Linked DNA regions of Homo sapiens: region 2 is linked to region 1. A link is an interaction called in ENCODE POLR2A ChIA-PET data of the cell type or tissue named here. Cell type or tissue: Caco-2. All regions are shown on one strand. Each heading gives the region's core, and the rest is flanking DNA. Links, peaks and the distances in the headings are about the cores only.

Region 1 (2,815 bases), core at 283-2,782:
ATGAGGTTCACCGCAGGTTCTTCTTACACATGAGGGTACGAGGCCCCGAAAGGGGAAGCAGCTTGCCCCAGGTTAGTGGAGCAGGGCTAGATGGGCTTAGAACAGAGGCCACTGCTCCAAAGCTCTGATGGCCTAGAGTAAAGCGTTGTCTGATGCGCGCCCAGGGTGTCACTTTGGTGAGGCAGCCCACTTTTGTGGGCGCTCAAGCACGAGCGCCCCTCCGGAGCGCTCCAGAGCCACTCCGGAGGGGCGCTCATGCTTGAGGGACAGAATAGGGAGCAGCTGAGTCACAAGAGAATATTACTGGGCCGTATTACAGATTGGGAAAACAGAGGTTAAAGAGTTTGATAGCAGGCCGGGCGCCGTGGCTCATGCCTGTAATCCTAGTACTTTAGGAGGCCCAGGCGGGTGGATCACAAGGTCAGGAGATCGAGACCATCCTGGCCAACCTGGTGAAACCCTGTCTCTACTAAAAATACAAAAATTAGCTGGGCGTGGTGGTGCGTGCCTGTAATCCCAGCTACTCAGGAGGCTGAGTCAGGAGAATCGCTTGAACCAGGGAGTCGGAGGTTGCAGTGAGCTGAGATTGCGCCACTGCACTCCAGCCTAGCGGCAGAGCAAGCGTCCATCTCAAAAAAAAAAAAAAAAAAGAGTTTGATAGCTTACACACCACTAACAGGTGGCAGAGTCAGGACTTGAACGCAGGTCTAGCCAACTCCAATTCACACGCTGTATCCACTGGTCCACAAACATACCTCTCAAACATCAGGTCTTTGCTGCTCTCCTGGCCTTGGAGCCCTCTTTCCAGTTCACCTCTCAAATGGGCAACTGGGTTATATCATTCAGGTCTTAGTTTATCCTGCCTTCATAGCCTTCATCCTTATCTTATTTTGTGATTATCTTATTTCTATAACCCACCCATATATAGTGCCATGAGACGGCAAGTGACAAAGTAAAATTACTTTTGCTGTTTAGCGAAAATAGCAAAAGTAATTTTAGCTACTTATAAGTAGGAATTTTGTCTTGCACCAAAGTATCCCCTGAGACTATACTTATCAATATTTGTTGAACACATGAATGAATGAATGAATGAACGAATGAGTGAATGAATGCGTGGGCCTCCTGCCTAGCTTTAAAAGCCACATTCAAGGAAAAGGTGGCTATGAGCTTATCTTCCTTGGCAGAGCAGTTTTGTCCACTGTGGCGCTAGCAGAGAGCACACCCTTTGTTCTCCACGGGGTGGAAGACACCTCCTCGGTGGGCAGAGGGGAGCAGGGCTGCTGGTCTGCACCTACAGGCTGTTCTCAAACAGGCTCACCCCGCAGAGCTCTGGAAACGAGGTGAGCAGCCCTCCCACCTGCTCTCCAGAAAGCAACCTGCAGAGAAAAACAGCCCGGGTTGACCTGGATCCACCCGGCGGGCGCGGGGAGGGGCCGCAGCGGCATTGTTTGCCTCTGTGTATGGCAACCAGAAACCACGGCAGCCAGCACTTCTCAGAGGCACCCCGCCCCCCTTTATTTTAATCTCCTAAACTGATTTGTCAGCAGCAGGAAGTGACATGACAGCTTTCCTCACAAAAGGGAAACTCCTCCGCGTTACCATGGGGATGGAGGCCACTGTAGGATCACAGATTTATATAATCTTAAAGGTGTACACACAATGATGTCATCCTCTGACGGGCCAGGGGAGGGAGGGAAAGGGACGCCAGAGGCTGCAAGTCCAAAGCAAATTAGCTACGATTTGCAAAATTCCAAGGAGAGGATGCGGTGGAGGTGGGGGAGGGGGAGTGTTAGAGGTATTATAATGAAATAATGGGTGCCTGGAAACCACAGAAAAGCATAATGTATGCATTGATGCATTTTCTACATCCCAGAATTAGAGAGATGGGAAGAACAGTACTCAGATCCAGTGCAAATTGGTCATTTTACGGGGTGGGAAAACTGAGCCAGAAGAACTGCCAGAAGCCATTAGGACAGAGACAAGGGGATGGAAACATTTCTCCACGGCCCACTGTGTGCCAGGCACTTTACATTCATCAGCCCATGTCTTTCTCACAAGTGAGCCTCAGTTTTGTCCTCTGTAAAATGGGTATTGCTGTCAAAGGTTACTTAACCTTAGCAGTACCTGGCACACAGTGCTCACTCTAAAACTGGCAACCATCATTGCCACATTATCAGTATTAAAAGTCTTATTTCAATCTCTTCCTGGGAAACACATTAATAGACTTTAAGTATCTTTCATCACGAGGTATTAATTTTTTCCCAAGGAAAGCAGTCTGAGGCCAAATATGAGATTTTTCTGGAGGGTCTGAACACAGTGACTCCGGTACATGGGGATCAGGGGTCATCATTCCTGGCTCTCAGGGCTGGCATGAGGCAGAGTGGCTTGAGCCGGGAGAAGTGAGTGACTTGTTTTCACTGGCGGCTCCCTTAGGCAGCCGCTGTATTTTTCCACTGCGTGGATCACACTGGAGATTAATTTTGGTTCAGCCAGTGCCTGCCAAGCAGAAAGCGAAGGCCCTAGCCCACGGGGAAGTCAGCCATGGCATCTGTCACAGACTCGATGTCGCTGGTACATTTCCACGGAGAGAGATATTTACAATAGTAAATTTCTAGGCTTTGATAAAAACACTGGGTACGATTTGTTTTGATAGGCATGAACATACTTGTAATCGGAAACCCAGCTGAGGAAATGAGCTTGCCAGCCCAGGGTAAGTTCTTAGAACTTAGAACACAGGGATCTTTCAGACCCTGGGAGTCAAGTGGCAGACAGTGAGCCACAGGGGCAAAGTCAAGGACACTGATTCTGCGTAAAG
Region 2 (2,815 bases), core at 146-2,645, 260 kb after region 1:
CAAGCGATCCTCCCACCTTGGCTTCTCGAAGTGCTGGGATTACAGGCATGAGCCAATGTGCCTGGCAATAATACCAATTTTTTTTAACCTGCCTTTTTCATCAAGTTCTGTTTTCTACTCTTTATTTCAACTGTAGTGAGTGTTAGGTAAGGCTGTTGATTGGGGTTCAAAGCTGAGAACTTCAGGCCTCAGTTGGTTCTAGTTCCAGCATTGCTTTTCACTTAACTTCTCTGAGTTTCATTTCCTTCCATGATAATGAGAGAATTGGGCCCTTTGACACTAAATAACACTGGGTGGGTGGATCTGAAGACATTTTATCTGCTTATTCTTTTCACTCTTATGTCTCTGTCAACCGGATTGACAGATTCCTCATGTTTTCACTCTGGTCCACAGCACACACTCGGGCTCCTTGAAACCCTTATACTAAAGTTGGTTCTTTTAAAAGCAAAATGCCAGGAAGTAGGAGGGCAAGCCGGGCGATCCCTAATTATGAACATCGTGTCATGCCTATTCTGCATTTAACAGAATTATAGTGGTATCGTAACCTAAGACTTTGGAGTTAACACATCAAGAGATCTAATCTCTGCCTAGCGTTAGAACAGACAGACTTAAGACAGGCTGACTTCACTTTTTGGATGGTAAAGTCAAAGGATTGAGTTTTGTTTAACCTTTTGAATTTTGAACTTTTACCTAATGGTGAGATGATAAAGGAGTTTAGAAGGTAGATTTGGGTCTGACCTCACCTGATAAGGAAAAATGTTTGGTTTAGTACATGATTCCTTTTAAGAGGCCAGATTTGGAAAGTAGGTGTAAGCCAGACATGGTATTCAACAGAGAAAAATGAGGACCAGTTATGAAAGCTTTAGAATAATTTTATATAGATGAAATGGAATCAATCCAAAGAACACACCGTTAAATACATAGCCGATCTTTTGCTGCTTTAATCAAGGTAACTGTCATGATTTCTTTCCTGAATTGAAGAACCGAACCACAGCCTGATGAGAGGCTGAGTTACAGCACGTTATGTTTATTGGCTGCAAATAAACGTGTCCAGTACTCCTAAGAGCAGTGCTCACTCCATCCTTGGCTTTGCCAGCCTCGTCTGCTTCCCTTAGATTCCTGAGTGTGACTTCCTAAGATGTATGTGGGACTCTAATGTCAAGGTTGCTGTTTTTGTTGATGTTCACTTTCCTACAGCCTTGTGGGGTGTGCTGCTACCATGGAATCTCCTTGGAGGGGTGGCTTCGGCTTCAGATCCAGCATCCTGGAAGTTACTTGGTTTAGCAAGGCATTGTTGCCTGGTAGATGATCTGATATGGTTGACCACAGTCTGAAGGCATAGAAATGCTGTTTTATTATAAAGTCCGGGCCAGGAAAGAAATAGAGGATATTGATAATTAGGCCTCTGCCCTGTGGGAGCTGTTTTTCTATGCATTCCTAAAATACTTGAGTGCTTGTGAGGTGTATAGTACTGAAGTAGGGGAAGACTGGGCTCCAAAGGGGTTTGTGATCTGTTGGGGTGTTGAATTAAGCCATACTTGGGAGAAGTTCAATAGTGCAAGGTGTCGTGTGGTTAAAAAGTAAATCTTTTACTCCGAGTACTCTGGCTGGGTATTCTGCTGCCATTTCAGGTTCAGCCATGTCTCCATTTCAGTTCCCAATATCATAGTTTTCCTTGTCAGGGTCAGAACCTGTCGCGTCACTTTTTTCTCCTCTTCCTCAAATCCATTTGCTCTCATTATGTCTCTTGTGTCCGCCTTTCCTTTCCATTCCTCCTTCAGGCACCCTGATTTCTGCCCCAACTTACTACAGCTCTGAATTATGGCAGGTGCTCCTCATCTGGTCTCCCTGGCTCTACCGTCATCTATCTACAGAATACCACCCTGTTTATCTTCCTGGTGTAGCACTTCCTGAAATAGATCAGCTTGCCTCAGAAACTGTCAGTAGTTCTCTGGGGCCTGCAGCAGGATTTTTTGTTTTGTTTTGTTTTGCTTTTCTGTTTTGTTTTGTTTAACCTAAGGTCTCTGATTGTAGAGAGTACATGCCCCTTGAAATGCGATATAAAATGTTATAAGCACACAACTTTTGCCGGGTCACCAGCGGTCCCATGAGCCACAACAGATAAGAACGGCTAACCTGCAGGTCATGTCCAGCTCTGACTTGACTGTCAAGGCCTTCCCTCCCCAGTCTGCCTTCCTTCTCACTACTTTCCCCTCCAGGCCCTAGTGGTGTGGGCCCTTGTTCTTGACCTCATTAGCTTTACTTGGTTTTTCCTGACTCTCACTACCCTATTACATTCATTAATTTAGAAAACAACTTAGTAAATACACTCTCCCGTGAAAATTCCTTCTGCTTTCTTGCCTCAGTTCACCCATTCTCTCTTAATTCTTTCTGATGCTTTCTCTTTCAGTGCCCAGCTGGCAAATCCTAGCACTTCCTTCCTTGGCTACTTTGTTTCAAAGTGATTTCTTTTCTTTCTGAACATATTTAGCTCTCCAGTTTTTGCCATTCATTTGGTACATTGCCTTGAATTGTTAAATACATGCTTAACTCCTTGTATTTAATCTCCTACAATATATAGCCTTACATATCATAGTAAAGAAGGAATTATTTTGCAAATTTATCTAAAATTTTTAAACAGATAAAAATTAAGCCTAATATATCGTTTAAGAAGAATATTCACTTACTTTTCCCCGAACAGATTTCTTGGTTCTAGACTTAATATTTTTATGTTATCTTCATTGTCAGTTTTTTGTTTTTTTTTTTTTTTTTGAAACAGAGTCTCACTCTGTTGCCCAGGCTGGAGTACAGTGGC

What was found. Peaks named below come from ENCODE experiments on the same cell type or tissue, not always from the same donor. Only the 100,000 strongest peaks of a DNase experiment are listed, where the experiment ranks them.
Region 2: POLR2A ChIA-PET joins it to region 1 with 5 read pairs; 6 of 35 experiments call an interaction of 5 or more read pairs at or near these places.

The regions. Positions count from the first base shown.
Region 1 is chr5:172,763,924-172,766,738 of GRCh38, forward strand. No RefSeq gene overlaps it. Among named protein-coding and RNA genes, the nearest start is that of DUSP1, 5.9 kb to the right of the region's middle. RefSeq lists an enhancer at 1,491-1,710. In Caco-2, for the core only: no CTCF peak of the experiment used is centred there; a DNase peak (open chromatin) is centred at 1,578; H3K4me3 peaks cover 1,128 bases.
Region 2 is chr5:173,027,687-173,030,501 of GRCh38, forward strand. All of the region lies in intron 3 of ATP6V0E1 (ATPase H+ transporting V0 subunit e1), which reads left to right. Among named protein-coding and RNA genes, the nearest start is that of SNORA74B, 8.4 kb to the left of the region's middle. In Caco-2, for the core only: no CTCF peak of the experiment used is centred there; no DNase peak of the experiment used is centred there.